Linked DNA regions of Homo sapiens: region 2 is linked to region 1. A link is a contact called in ENCODE Hi-C or POLR2A ChIA-PET data. All regions are on one chromosome and are shown on one strand. Each heading gives the region's core, a stretch centred on a gene start or an enhancer-like site at or near the end of the contact. The rest is flanking DNA. Distances are from core to core; before and after follow the strand shown. Region 1 has its middle 20 kb from the start of LINC01480. Region 2 holds the start of ZNF296 (zinc finger protein 296).

Region 1 (7,624 bases), core at 277-2,776:
TTCTTCAGGAGGGGAAGCTTCAGGGGAAATAAAGACAATCCTGGATGCCTCAAGGGGCATTTCCTAATTTCAGAAAAATCAAACCAGGAACAGTATGAAAATGGCCTCCTTGAAGACGGTGTTCCCTGAGTACCTAGAACCCAAAACCGGTCAGTTGGGGAGGAAGCCTTCAAGGGCCACATTTTGGCTGGGAAGGAGGACAGTGAAGCTCTACCGCCAGGCAGGAAGCCCAGCCAGTGTGTTCCCAGACCAAACTCAGGGTCTGGCTGCTATTTCTCACGGCCCAATAACGAGATGCAGATAAACTGGGGAGGAAGAGAGTTTTTTATTTCTGGAACCGGTTACAGAGAGAAGGCCCAGAAAATATCTCCAGACCAACTGTAAATTACAAGGTTTTCCAGAGCTTATATATTTTCTAAGATGTATGTCTACGTGTCAGTGTGCATTTATCTAAAGATATAAGTGATTAACTTCTTTTAATCTGTAACTCTAGTCTAAGTCTTGGAGACCTTTCTCTGGAGCCTCAGTACATTTACTTAAATCTAAATGAGTCCAGGTGCTGGGGCTATTACCCTGACCTTGTCTCCTGCTCAATCACAGAGGTTTGGGGGGGGTTCCTTTAGACCCCCAATGAACTTGTTTGTGGAGGCCTGGCGAGTTTCTTCAGACCCCCAATTAAATTTGTTTAATCCTAAACAGGTCTGGTTAAGAATTCCTTCTTTGTTTTGTCATGCTGTAAGGCCCAGGAAAGGCCTAGGTAAAACCCTTGGTGGGCTTTTGTTACATTCTAGCCTTTGTAGAAAGGCGCTGGCACTTTCAGCTTTTGATACTGAACTTAACCACTCAGTCAGTACTGAAGTAGTTGTGATGGGGACCTCCATTAGTGAAATCTGGCCTGCCACAATCCCCACTGTCAATTTGCGCATGATTTCTATCATGCTTGTATATTTATTTATCACAAGAATCATAGGGAGATGGAGCATTGTAATCTTTCTGGCTACTTCCTGCTGAGAGGGGGTCATCGTTATGGGGCACCGAATGCAGCACTGGAGTGGAAAAAGTCGATTTGTTCCCAGTAGCACTCTCTGTTTCGGGGGTGTAGAGGCAGCACCTGCTAAAACATAATAGTAGGCAACAGCAACACATATAAATAGGTTGCTGCTACTTCCTTCAGAAGTTTCGGTTGTCTAGTCTTCAGTTCACAGGGCTTTAAGAAAGCACAGCTTAGGTTTCAGTGATTTCCAATTAAGAAAAATGGGGAAAAAGGGAAAGAAAAAGGAAACAAATGAAAAGATTATTTAGGAGACTTGTAGCCAGAGAAATACGAATTTAACCCAAACTGTAGAAAATAATAAAAACTGAATGCCAGACTAGAATTTAAAAACAGGTGTACTATAGTTTCCAAAAGTTTTTGAAACATAACTTCCCTCTCTCCAGTTACCCTTTTTTGTTGTTGTTGTTGAGATGGAGTCTTGCTCTGTCACCCAGGCTGTCGTGAAGTGGCACGATCTTGACTCACTGTAACCTCCGCTTCCCTGCCTCAGCCCCTTGAGTAGCTGGGATTACAGGCACCCGCCATCATGCCCGGCTCATTTTTGTATTTTTGTAGAGATGGGGTTTCACCGTGTTGGCCAGGCTGGTCTTGAACTCCTGACCTCAGATGATCTGCCCACCTCAGCCTCCCAAAGTGCTGGGATTACAGGAGTGAGCCACTGCACCCGACCCCAGTTTCCCGTTTTTACTAAAGACAAATTACGACAGGACCAATTTGCTTTATTATGCTTTGCCACTTTATTTGTACGAGGTGCAGCAAGAATAATTATTTTTCACATAGGCTTTTAAAATTGGTTTTAATGGGACTTTGTTTTATAGAAGGAATCTGAGATAAGACTTTTTAAAGCTGAGCCCCTGCCATGGATTTCTACCATCAAATACATATGGTTGGGTGAATTCCTGTCCTCTTGAAGTTTCAAGATAACTTGGGATTCCTGACCTGTCAGAATGTGACATTCTTTTCTTCCCACAGATCAGTAACCCTGTACAGGGACTGTGTTCACAGGATATAAGGTCAGTTTTCCAAAGGCTTTATTAGCTCCACAAGTCAAGTTTGATTCCTTAAAGGAAAGCACAGCATTCTGGTCAAAACCTTGGTAAAATAACCAGTTTTTCAAATTGTGTCCTGTTACCAAAGAAAACACATTCTTATTGCACTTATGCAAATAACTATATTGCCATAAATTAAGAATACCCACAAATAGTTTCCAAATTCTGGGGAAATCGGGTAGAGAGAAACAAATAATGCTCCAAATGGTGTTCATAGGAGTATATTTTGATTAATCGTTAAAAGCTGTCAATAGCTCAAAAGAAAATTTGCCTTGACTCTGAAAAGCAAAACAAAGGATCAGCAACGTTTTAAGCAAAAAGTCAAAAAGATCACTTCAGCCTCCTATTAGTTCACTTCATGCAGTTAATTCCTGTCCTGCTTGATATCAATGAACATTTTAGCTCTCCAAGTGTCCCGAACATTTTTCCTCTCTTCTGATGTCACAATCTCCAAAGTTATCAAAATTTGCATTTAAGAGCACCTGTTAGGGCTTTATAGCTGATTATAAAATTACCTTCTAAAGAGGGCCAAAACAAGGTAACATGTGTATATGGGTGACTGAACGTTTTAGGGTAGTCATAGTCAAAGACACAATTGACAAGGAAATCTGTTACCTCTGTGGCCCACAATAATTTAACATGACAATTATAATTATGACTGATAATGTACACTGAGATATAGCAGAATTATAGGAGTCTCCCATAACTTTGGAACCCTCATCAATAACATATTTATAGAAATATAGCCCAAAGAAAGCTAAAAATCATTTTATATTTCACAATGCTTCCTGTATGATTTTTGTACCAAATAAGCCAAATTTCACCTTTACATTAGTGTACTATTAATGTTAAACCTAATTCTTAATAAAACCTGATAGACATATTTACCCAATTTTAATGTTTGACCATAAGGTAACATTTTTATAGACTTTCTATAACCCTTTACAATTTTTGTTAAAGAGCAGGTTAGTGCTCTAAGAGAAACCCATTGTGTTTTTATTTCAATGCTCAATTTACAGAAATGCTGAATTATACCCCTTCAACTTTAGTCAATATGTTTACACACAAAAATATTTTAATTAATTTTTTCATAAACCTTTCACAACTTGCTTAAACATTTAGCTTTATTTTATCCAACTTAAAGCAATTCTTTAACCTTTTAATCTAGGCAAAAAAAATCCATCTTCTCATAAGAGCTTTAGAGACTCTTAGGCTTCTTTACTAGGACAGCTGAGCTCTAAAGCATGTGAACTTCACCCACCACAACTGTTTGCTCCATCTCAAGCTCAGAACCCTGCCCTGTCTGCCTAACCACAAGTGAGTATTTCCTGCCTTGATTTCCTGACATTTCTATATTTAATTCAGCTTGTTAAGTTCCAAGAAATCCCCTGGCAATTTTTATTATTGACCTCTTCTTCTTTGCACAGGTATCCAACCCAGTATCTACAAATAAATGCTTCACTCATCTACTCCTTTCATGAAACATTGCAAATCTTTTTCTTACTAGTGCTTGGGCTTGCTTTTTTTTTTTTTTTTTTTTCTTTGCAAGGAAACATATAGATGAGCCTCAAGAGATTTAGAAATCTTTTCAGAGTAACCAGCTGAATGTCAGAAAGTCATATTTGGAGGCCAATCTAGTTAGATTAGATAAATAGTTTTTAATTTTAACAAACTGTCTTCCTTTTCTAACTGGACCTCTGATCTCACAGAAGCCAACAAAGTATTTGCAGTTTATAGGATCTAATTTTAAAATATGTGAAGAGTAGGCACATCTGGAAGGCAGGGCATCTAGATCTTTGAAAATCAAAAATCCCGAATTTCACATTGAATCTGAGGTCTCTAAAAGAAGGGACATGCCACAAGACCAAGCCACACAATTTTTCCACACTGCACAATGCTGTAGAAACATGTCTTCAAGGCTAGTAGCACAGCAACAATCAGCCCACTTTTAATCAGACCATCCCCAAAGGAAATCATATTCATTGGTGGTGTTTTCACAGCCTTTAAACTGTGTCCAAACTGCACCTTTCTCATCTAAACTTGCAAAGAAACAAGGAGCCCCCTGCAATCACAACCATTTATTGCAACGGCTCTCAGCCATCTCCAAACTGCAGCCCTCACCAGTGACCCAGCAGCCGTTGCACTCACAAAGGACGTGTCTCTCACAGTACAAAGTAATGCCTGGTACTCACAAAACCAAAGCAATCAGCCAAGATGAAATAAAAGAGAGCAGAGCTGCAGACCTGGAGGAGCCTGTCCCTGACTCTGGACTCCACAAGGAGAACAGGAGACCCCCAAAAGGGGTGAGTGGGATCTTTTTGTGTATTTCTCAAGGAATTTCAGAGTCACTTAAAATTCCCTCTAGATCCCTTCATGTGATACCAAAGATGCCAAAAGGAAGGTAAAGAAGGGAAAAGAAGAAGTACATGGGAGAGGAATTCCTTTTAAAAAGAAGTGAGCAGAGGAACCAAGCACCTATTTGTTTTAATTCAAAATCTAATTTTATTTTGTCAAAATTTCAACTCTTATTATAGATTCAGGGGGTACATGTGCAGGGTAGTTACATGGGTATATTGTACCAAGCAATTAATTTCTAAAACGGAGTTTCACTCAAATCCAAATATTTTTCAAAACAGGAGGCAAAAGAGAAAATCCAGAAAGACTGTATGTACATATAATTAAATATTAGCTTTTCATGAAGCCGACTTCTGACCATAGAGCTCTTTGAAAAAGAAAAATAAAACCTTCCAGATCTCTTATAATCAGATTTTAGCCAACACAAAGAATTGCGATTTCCACTCTTTAAACTTTTTTTTACCAAAGGTAATCTCACCAATACTAAATAGGTAAAAAAGTCAAATGCCACGCAAACATTAAACCAAAGGCGCTGGGGCCCTGACTGGGAATTGAACCCAGGCCATGGTGGCGAAGGCATAAACTTGAAGCTAGGCCACAATATAAGGCACCTTTCATTGTGAATCCCACAGAATATTGAAAGCAGGCAGTATGAACTTCAAAAGATTTTTTTGGCAGGGGGTCAGATTTTTTATCTTTAATTTTATCAGAAGGATTTTTAATGCAAGCCATGAAATCGTTACATATCTCCTTTGAAATTTGATTGTCCCATGAGTACAAATAGGTCAATTGTTTAGAATAAAGGAATCTAAAATCTTTTTATAAATTTAGAGATTTTTCTAATTTAACAGATCCATCCTTTGACCACTGCTTAGAATTTGCGATGCCATACTTCTTCCAGTAGTGATTCAATCCAACACCTACTTCATAAAAAGCCAAGGATGTAATTTTTTCAGTTTAGTGTAAGCTTTACCATTTAAGAAGTAGGTATTTTTGTAAAGGGCCTGAAAGAGGCAATCCCAAAGATCTCCTCCCCTCCAAAAATTACTCCCAGAATTCGGCTAAGATAGCAAAAGACCCTTGTTTCCACAGCTAAGGATGGAGTTTGTGTGCATGTGGTGTCTCCAGTAAGACAAATCTGTGGGTCCTCCAGTCACAGACCCGTTACTCTGTGGCGTGTCACTTAGAATCCTTGTGTGTCTCACCCTCAGAAAATTCAGAGCTTATATCTCCTAATCCAGTTTTACCCCAAGCCTTTGTTCCTGGGTGAGCCAATTTGGAGATTCAGGAGGTATTATATTGTAGTTGGTAAATCAATTGTGATGTGGGGTCCTGTCGGGTTCGATATCACAAGCAGTATCAGCATGTGAGGACCAGAGCTGTGAACTCAACGCTGTCAATCGACAGCTTTTAGGAGTTTCTGTGAGGACTGGGTGGATTCAGGGACCCTGAAAACCATACTTGTCACCCTTCTAGTCCTGTGTGTCTGGAACTAGAAACTCTTTGGTAAGCATGGGTTCTCTCTCAGGTCCCTGGACATCCCTAAAAAGAGAGAGCATGTTTACATTGCAAGTGAACTGGCATTTCCTTTCTCTCCTGCAAAATGGTCTCGTTTGTCAACAGGGGATACATCTCTCTTCCTTTTGGGAAGTGGGAGGATGTAGGTTATTCAGTGCTGGTACTTTGATTTAGTTCCTACATTTGATCCCTCTACTTGGTGTGTAAGGTAGATGCTATTATCCTCATGTTAGAGATATGGAAATGGGCTCAGGGTGGATGAGATATTGGTTACTTTGGGAGAAGTAGCAAATGATAGAGCCAGTACTGAGCCCTGGACTATCTCCAAAAACCATGCCAAGAGTTTCGTCTGGGGACCTGAGCCTGATCATCTTACTTCCATGAAATGGGGCCTATTTTCAGGCGATAAACAACTCTACAGAAAATGTGCCATTTTAATGCAATTCCTTTTTTCAGTGTTACTCTCCTACCTTTACAACTATTATATGCTCAAAGTTAAGCTAAGTTTCGTGGAAAACAGAAAACAAAATGCTTCATAATTATAAGTCATGAGATCTACATAGCATTTAAAATTTCTCTAAGGCAAAACACATAGATGAAATTAAATGGTGAAAGTCAACCTGTAAAAAAGTGTTTTAAATTTTAAAAACATTTGACTATCTTTGAAACATCTATCTATCTATTACATCTCCTTATAATATAAAAAACCCAGCTGGGCACGGTGGCTCACACCTGTAATCCTAGCACTTTGGGAGGCCGAGGCAGGTAGATCATGAGGTCAGGAGATCGAGACCACCCTGGCTAACAGGACGAAACCCCATCTCTACTAAAAATACAAAATATTAGCCTTGCTTGGTGGCACATGCCTGTAGTCCCAGCTACTCTGGAGGCTGAGGCAGGAGAATCACTTTAACCCAGGAGATGGAGGCTGCAGTGAGCCGAGATCATGCCACTGCACTCCAGCCTGGGTGACAGAGCGAGGCTCTGACTCAAAAACAACAACAACAAAAAAAAACCTTCAACATTTATACAAACAAATAAATGTCTCTAGTATAAAAATTAACAGAAGCTATGAGAAGGCAGATCATAAATGAAGTGCAAATGCTGAATGAGCACAGGCAAAGATTCTTATCCTCAGTAATAGATAATTAATCATAAACTTAAACGATGTATTAAAATATATATTCTCTGTTTAAAAAGTAAAAGACAACATACTGCTTTAGTAAGCCTTAATTAAACAAACTTTCATGGTAAAATTTCATTAGAGAATTTGTGCAGGCTTTGGGGAAAATCATGTATTCATTGGTTTGGCATCTCTGTCTTTAAAAAGCCACTTGAGTGTCACACTTTAATAGGAGATTTGAATACATTCCTACCTGTAATTGATAAATCAAGCAGTCAAATGAATCAGTAAACATATAGACTATTTGAACAATGTGAGAAGCTTGATCTAACAGATTTATGTATTTTACTGGAAGTTTTTTAAAGCACACATGGAAAACTTAGGAAATTTTGCCATATATTATGCCAAATACTACAGCTCAGAAATTACTCATCGATTGTATGCACTGCACAGACCATGTTTTGTGGCCACTGTGCTAAATTAGAAGAATAAAAGTATAACCAGAAAATGTATCTTTAGAAACAA
Region 2 (7,624 bases), core at 4,404-6,903, 3.5 Mb after region 1:
AGCCCCCATTACCGACATTAGGCAGAAGAGTGGGGGGTGGGGAGGACAAGGGGGTGGGTAAGGGGCTCAAGCTGTGATGCTGCTGGTTTTATCTCTAGTGAAATAAAGTCAAAAGTTATTTAATTCCCGTCACCTGTCTCAGTGTCATCTGTGTGGTTGGTGCAGGGCTCTCCCACCCCAGGGCCCATGGGCCAGCAGAGCCAGCTGGGAGGGCGCTTGGGTTTACAGGCCAGATGCCAGTGCTGCCTGTGTGGGACATCTTGCCCCCATCTGATGGCTAAGTGGCAGGCCCCTGTTCATCAGAACCTGCCATGGCTCAGTGAGGCCTGCTCAGGAGGCCAGGGCACAGTCCCAAGGGAGAGGGCCCAGACCTGCCCGCAGATGTGGACATAGGGTGTCGGCCCAGCATGTCCCACATGGGCCCCTTTGCCCAGGGCCTCTGGCGACAGGTCCGGGCCTCTCCCCGCCCTCGCCTCAGCCCCTGCCCTGGCCTCGCCCGCACTAGGAACTGGGAGCGCAGCTTTCTGTGCCAGTCCTGCTGCGCCCCAGGCACTGGGGGCTGGCCGTTCCCTCACCCCCTCACTCCAAACCGGTCTGTCCAGCCGTCCACCCCACGGAGGGGAAGCCTCCTGCCCCACCTCATGCACCCCAAGAAAGCCAGAGTCCAGACGGGTGTAAATAAAAGGGAAAATTTACTTGGAGAAGGCGGGCAAAAACGAGGAGGTCAATGGGTGTTGGCAGCGGTACCAGGGACAGTGAGGGGGGCTTTCCTGGGCTCAGGCCTCGCCGGCCGCCTCAGGGTGCTTCTGCCGCAGGTGTTTGTCCAGGGTGGCTCGCAGGCCGAAGGGCACATGGCAGTGGGGGCACTCGAAGCGGGTGCTGCCAGGCGTCATGCCGTGCATGCGGCGGTGGCGGTTGAGCTTACTGCTCTGGGCGCAGGCGTAGTTGCAGAACTCACAGGTGTAGGGGCGCTCCCCGGTGTGTGAGCGCCGGTGCACCGTCAGGTTGCTGCTGTTGGTAAAATGCTTCCCGCAGAACTCACAGCTGCCCCCGGGCCCGCGGCTCTTGCCCCCTGACTTGGGCATCTTTTTGGGTGATGCCTTCTGGCTGTTTGCAGGGTCAGTTCTTTGTTCCGTGGTGATGGCTCCCCAAGTGTCTCCACCAGGGCCGGCTTGAGCCCCACTGCCAGGAGCCCCGGGTTCCTGGACACCTGCTGTGGCGGCGGCTCCAGCCCCCTCACCACCGCTGCATGGAAGGGTGCTGGTGGGGGCAGCAGCATGGACAGCCGGCTCCGGAGGGGCTGCAGAGGCCTGCTCCTGGCTGGTGTCGGCCATGAGGGGGCTCTGGGGCGGCACCTGCCGGTGGGTCTTCTTGTGGCGGTTGAGCTTGCTGCTCTGGGCGCAGGCGTAGGGACACTGGTCGCAAGCATAGGGCCGCTCGCCTGTGTGTGAGCGCATGTGCACTTTGAGGTTGCTGAAGGAGCTGAGGGTCTTCTTGCACACAGGACAGGTGGGGCTCCGCCGGGTGAGGCCGCTGCCACTTGCACGGGGGCTCTTGGCCTCAGCTGCTGGCCCCACCACTGCCGACACGGCTGCAGCCACCTCGGCCAGGCCCAGGAGCGGGGCCTCCGGGGCCTCTGATTCTGTCTGGTAGATGGACAGTCCGTGGTCCCACTGGGCGTGACGCAGCAGCTTCCAGGCCACTGTGAACTGTTTGCCACAGCGCAGGCAGCTCAAGGCCTTCAGCTCCTCTCGTTCTGGTAAGAAAAAGAGGCAGAGTGTTAGTGCGGACAGCTGCCAGCTGGACACCTTCTGTGGGATAGGCACTCCTGCAGGGGCAAAGGACTTGGCAGTAACAAGACACACACACCCTGGAAGGACCAGGAAGCTGACGCTCAGAGGAGGGGTGGACACGAAAAATCTGTGGAGTGGGTGCTAAGTACCTGAAAACATTTTTTTTTAGACAGTCTCACTGTCGCCCAGGCTGGGGTGCAGTGGCACGATCTCAGCTCACTGCAACCTCCACCTCCTGGATTCAAGCTATTCTCATGCCTCAGCCTCTAGAGTAGCTGGGATTACAGGCGCCCGCCACCATGCCTGGCTAATTAGTAGAGATGGGGGTTTCACCGTGTTGGCCAGGCTGGTCTCGAACTCTTGGCCTCAAGTGATCCACCCACCTCGGCCTCCCAAAGTGCTGGGATTATAGGCATGAGCCACTGTGCTGGGCCATGTGTTTGAAAATCTTTTAAAAAGTTATGTTAACTCAGTAAGCGCTTCCTACATGCTAGGTGCTGAGCCATGGCTCATAGCCCGGCTTTCCCTCAGGACAGGAAAATAAGATCTCCATTTTCCAGACAGGAGAACTGAGGCACAGAGAGGCATTTCCCCAGGGTTGCACAGCTTGGAAGGGGTGAAGCTGGGATTTCAATCCAGACTACTGGGGGAGGGGGAGAGGGCAGAACAGAGGCTTGCTTGCTTTTTTTTTTTTGCTTTAAATTTTTAATTTAGTATTTTTTAAAGAGATGGGGTCCTGCTATGTTGCCCAGGCTATTTTTTTTTTTTTTTGAGACGGAGCCTTGCTCTGTCGCCCAGGCTGCAGTGCAGTGGCGCGATCTCGGCTCACTGCAAGCTCTGCCTCCGGGGTTCACGCCATTCTCCTGCCTCAGCCACCACGCCACAGGGTTTCACCGTGTTAGCCAGGATGGTCGCGATCTCCTGACCTCATGATCTGCCCGCCTCAGCCTCCCAAAGTGCTGGGATTACAGGTTTGAGCCACCGCACCCGGCCGCCCAGGCTATTCTTTAACTTAATGGCCTCAAGTAATCCTTCCGCCTCAGCCCCTCAAAGTGCTGGGATTATAGGCGTGAGCCACCATACCTGGCTGGGAGCAGAGGCTTTTGAATAAGATTTTTGGTTTAGGCCGGGCACGGTGGCTCACACCTGTCATCCCAGCACTTTGGGAGGCTGAGGCGGGTTGATCTCTTGAGGTCAGGGATTTGAGACCAGCCTGGCCAACATGATGAAACCCTGTCTCTAGTAAAAATAAAAAATAGCCGGGTGTGGTGGTGCGCGCCTGTAATCCCGGCCACTTGGGAGGTTAAGGCAGGAGAATCGCTTGAACCCAGGAGGCGGAGGTTGCAGTGAGCCGAGATCCCACCACTGCACTCCAGCCTGGGTGACAAAAGCGAGACTCTGTTTCAAAAAAAAAAATTTTTTTTGGTTTAATAAAAATAATTTTTAAAGTAATTGAGATATCTGGGCATGGTGGCTCATGCCTGTAATCCCAGCACTTCAGGAGGCCAAGGCAGGTGGACCACCTGAGGTCAGGAGTTTGAGACACCAGCCTGGTCAACATGGTGAAACCCTGTCTCTACCAAAAATACAAAAATTAGCTGGCCATGGTGGTGCACGCCTGTAGTCCCAGCTACTTGGAGGGCTGAGGCAGGAGAATCACTTGAACCTGGGAGGCGGAGGTTGCAGTGAGCTGAGATTGCACCACAGCACTCCAGCCTGGGTGACAGAGTAAGACTCCACCTCAAAATAATGGGGTAGCTACAGAGAAAGCTTAGCGGCCACCTAGTAAAGAGGTGGTAGTGACCTGGGTCCCCCACCCTCTGCATGGATCTCAAATTGAGCCCCCAAACCTGAATTTGGATTTCTATCTGGACCTTCGGGGTACTCTCAGTGGACACTTCCTAGGTGAACTAGCCTTTCCATTTTTCAAATTCTAGAGTCTTGGATGGGACAACCTTTGTGATACAACCAGTCCTGGGTCAAGAGCACAGGCCTGCATTCAAATTCAGACTTCTCTGCTCCCTAATTGTGTGACCTTGGGCAAGACATAGTCCTCTGTGTGCCTCAGTTGCTAGAATTCAGGGACCCTAGAGATCCCCTCCCTTTCAAGGGTGGTTGTGACCTCGCTTGGGGAATGGTTGAGAGCTTTGGTCCACATAAGCGCTCAAACAGCAGAGCCTGTGAAACCAAGGTGCCCATGATTCTCCAAGCCCTGTAGTGTTTTGTTCCAGCGATTCCATCACAGCCCCTCGCTCGCTCCTCCAGGCCACTCTCCATGCTCCAGCTCTAAAGCTGATTCAATCAGTCACAAGCCCCTCCTCTTTCCCACCACCAGACCCTCCCTGGCCCAACCCTAAATAATTCCACTTCTCAAAAGTCTCAGAAGGGCAAGGGCCAGGGGGCTGGAAACTAGGTTTGGATTAAGCCCTGCAGCCAACACTGACCAAAAGCTCACCGAGGGTCAAGCCCCATGTGAAGGCTTTTAATTCCCTCCCAAGAGAAGGAACCCGGGTGTCCAGCACCCGGGAGCTCGCTCAAACCAGGGGATTCCCAGCACGCGGGGCTGGGAGATTCCATCACCGAGGGAAGCCAGAAGCCCCTTCCTTGGCTCTGAACACTCAGCTGTACTAGCACCTCAATCAGAATTGACAGAGAGAGACAGGAGGGGGTGGCAACCTCCCCATTCCAGCTGGCCTCCACTCCCCCTCCCCCCGGCCGCTGCCCTCCCTAGAGGTCCCCTCCTACTGCCACCCTGGTCCAGCCACCTGGCCAGTTATTTCTGGCCAAGGGGAAGGAGAAGTGAAACCAGGTTGGGGTGTGTGTTGGGGGGGGCAAAATCCCGGGCTAGTCTTCTGGGGCTGGCCACACCCTGTAGGCGGCCCTCCTTCCCTGCCCAGTCCCCCCCCGCCCCCCCTCCACCGCCACCACTGGTCCCTGCCCTAGGACGGGCAGGCCCTGGCCACGCCTAGGCTGCACCCGATGGGGAGCGAGAAAGGGGAAGTAGTGCTCAGTGCCCTGCCGTCCAGCCCAGCCCCTTTCCAGCAGGAAGCCCAGCCCTCGAACTTGAGAGGGGGACTGCACCCGGCTTTACTCACCTGAGCCCTGGCCGCGGCTGGGGCCTCTGAAGAGCTGACAGCCCAGCTTCTTGTGGTCCATGAAGGCAGTGATGGCCTCCAACGGGAAGGTCTGCAGGCAGCGGCCGCAGGTCAACAGATCTGGGTGTTTGTCGGTCCAGGGCTGGCGGTCTGCAGGGAGGAAGCGGGTGGTGAGCGTGGGGTGGGGCCAGGATGGGGGCTGAGGGTGCTGAAGGAGAGGGGAAACCGAAGGTCAGAAGGGGGCCTGAGGGGCAGGACGGGGCGAAGGAGATAAGGCAGGGCGAGGGGCCCATGCCCAAAGGGAAGGGTCCCACCCGAGGGTCAAAGGTAAGGGAGGCTGGGCCCAGGGCCCGGGGTGCTCACCGGGATAGTTCGGGGTCAACGGCGTCCACAGGGTCCACGGGTTCCGCGGGCCGAGGGCGAGGAGGGCGGCCCCGGCGGGCATGGGGCCAGGGGAGTGGTGGGGTTCGCCGCCGAACCGCCCCGCCGAGGACACCTCCTTCGGGGAGAAGGGCCCCAGCCTTGGGGCCTGTTGGGGCTGCGCGTCTGGCTCGGGCTTGAGTTCGATGACGAGGTCCTGCATTTCCATCTCGTCGTCTGGGTTGGCGGCGGGCGCGGGCTCTACTCGGCGGGGCGCGCTGCCGGCCTTGCGGCGGGACATGAGTCGCGGGCCGGGCGAGCGAGCGGGCGGGCAGGCAGGCAGGCGGGCGGGCGGAGGACGCACGAGCGGAGGACGCGCGGACCGTGCGCGCTCAGGTGAGTGACTGCGGCGACCCGCCGCGAACTCTTACACGTGCTGGCCGGGCCCGTGGCTCCGCCTACCAGGGCGGGGCTCATGGGAGGGGACCGAGCCGCCCTGCTGGGGCCCTGACGGCGGCCTAACTCAATCTAGGCAGTGTCCCGTGCGTTTGGCTTAGTGACCAAATTTAATCACACCGAGTTCCCACAAGGCATTGAAACAGCTATCCCTGATCCCGTTTTAGGGCGGGTGAAACTGAGACACGGCATGCCCACACGCACCCCCAAGCGAGAAAAATAGTCGGTCACGTTTCTTATTAGGTGCCTGATAGTAATCTGGGCTATTTCATTAAATGCATTACAATAAAAATTCATTTTGCAAGCATTCACTGAGTGCCTCCTGTGCGCCAGGCTCTGTTTGAAGCCCTGAGAATACAGGAGGGAATAAACAGAAGATAATCTTTGTTTGCACGGAGTTCAGACGGTGGGGGAAGACACTATAAACATAATTACGTAAAATATAGATGGCCCTTCATGATGACCAGTGCCATGGAGCAAAAGAAAGCTGGAAAGGCGGAGAGGGTTACTGGGGTTGAGGGATTCAATTTTCTCCCCTATGATGGGAAAGGGCATGGTGGAGCTGAGGCTGGAGGGAAGGAAGCCCAGCCAGTGGGCCTGGGCATTGAGGAATTACAAGGAAAGGGAGAGGCAATACGGGTTGGGGATTGAGTTCAGTGAAAATATGGGGGCAGATCCAAGCAATCTTTTGATCGCTTTAAGGTCTTTTGGTTTTCCTGAGACCGGAGCCTTAGGAGGGTTTTGAGCAGAGGAGGACTGTAATCATACACATCGACTCTGTTCCTAGACCAGAAGTCGCCATTAAAACCAAATAGCCAAGCAGCTCACCTGCCTCCACTCCGCCTCCTTGAACTTCCCTCCCCTAAGCAGTTCTGTCTGCTCACTGTTTGAAGTGGCATCGACACCCTGCCCCACCCTCAATCCCTGATGAGTATTCTTTTCTTCCTGGCACCGACTGCACGACAGTATAGAACGGCTTGTGGACTGTCCTCTCCCCCACCCAATGCAAGCCCCCTGAGGTCAGGGCAAGAACCTGTCCTCCCCCAGCTGTCCTCAGCCCAGATGCTGATTTCAGATGCTGATCTCTTGGAGTTCTGCACATTGTTATTCAGGTCTGGGTTCCATTGTCCTCCTGAGAGCAGAGGGCCCTGACCAACAGTATCTAAAGTAGCCCCACCCTGCTGAAGGCCTTGCAAATTACACTCCATGACCTCCATCTGTCCCCAGTTCCCTCTTGGATCTCACTTTCTCCATCTGTCAAAGGAGGTAGGGCAGGTTGGAACTAGAGGGTTATCTGAGGTGGTTTCTTCTTCACTGCCGCCTCCTCTGATCACCCTTTTTTTTTTTGTAATTTTTAATTTTTCAAAAAAAATTATTTTTAAATAGAGACAGGGACTCGCTTTGTTGCCCTGGTTGGTCTGAAACTCTTGGCTTGAAGCGCTCCTCCTGCTTCAGCATCCCAAAGTGCTGAGATTACAGGTGTGAGACACTGCACTCAGCCTCAGACCACCCAATTTTAAGTTCCATGGCAACCCAGCCACCCACTATCCCATTGCCCTTATTTTACTCTTTTTTTTTTTTTTTTTTTTTGAGATGGAGTTTCACTCTTGTTGCCCAGGCTGGAGTGCAGTGGCACGACCTCAGCTCACTGCAACCTCCGCCTCCCGGGTTCAAGTGATTCTCCTGCCTGAGCCTCCGGAGTAGCTGGGATTACAGATGCCCGGCTAATTTTTCTATTTTTAGTAGAGACAGGGTTTCACCATGTTGGCCAGGCTGGTCTCGAACTCCTGACCTCAGGTGATCCACCCGCCTCAGCCTCCCAAAGTGCTGGAATTACAGGCGTGAGCCACCGTGCCCGGCCTATTTTATTCTTTATACATCACTTTGATCAAACCCTGAAGGATCTTGTTTACATATTTG

Evidence for each region. A loop is a pair of places that touch in the nucleus more often than their neighbours do. ChIA-PET counts read pairs that join two places held with the same protein, here RNA polymerase II (POLR2A). Pooled maps may share reads with other maps.
Region 2: a loop to region 1 is called in a pooled map, with 2.6 times the contacts of the local background. The contact joins the promoter of ZNF296 here to the enhancer-like site in region 1. A Hi-C loop is called at or near these places in 2 of 50 pooled maps. POLR2A ChIA-PET finds 5 or more read pairs at or near these places in 2 of 52 experiments (activated CD8-positive, alpha-beta memory T cell and activated naive CD4-positive, alpha-beta T cell).

Annotation. Positions count from the first base shown.
Region 1 is chr19:41,551,680-41,559,303 of GRCh38, forward strand. It overlaps a transcript of CEACAM21 not described here. Among named protein-coding and RNA genes, the nearest start is that of LINC01480, 20 kb to the left of the region's middle. Within about 2 kb of position 1,527, at least 5 of the 41 ENCODE cell types and tissues checked have a DNase peak (open chromatin) inside an H3K27ac peak, as active enhancers do.
Region 2 is chr19:45,070,825-45,078,448 of GRCh38, forward strand. ZNF296 (zinc finger protein 296) reads right to left here and starts at 5,654. Exons shown (of 3, transcript NM_145288.3): 1 at 5,252-5,654; 2 at 4,889-5,038; 3 at 676-1,756. The coding sequence starts at 5,549. The coding sequence ends at 777. It overlaps CLASRP (CLK4 associating serine/arginine rich protein), which reads left to right. Exons shown (of 21, transcript NM_007056.3): 21 at 1-132. The coding sequence ends at 21. It also overlaps a transcript of GEMIN7 not described here. RefSeq lists silencers at 4,471-4,780, 5,111-5,350, 5,441-5,850.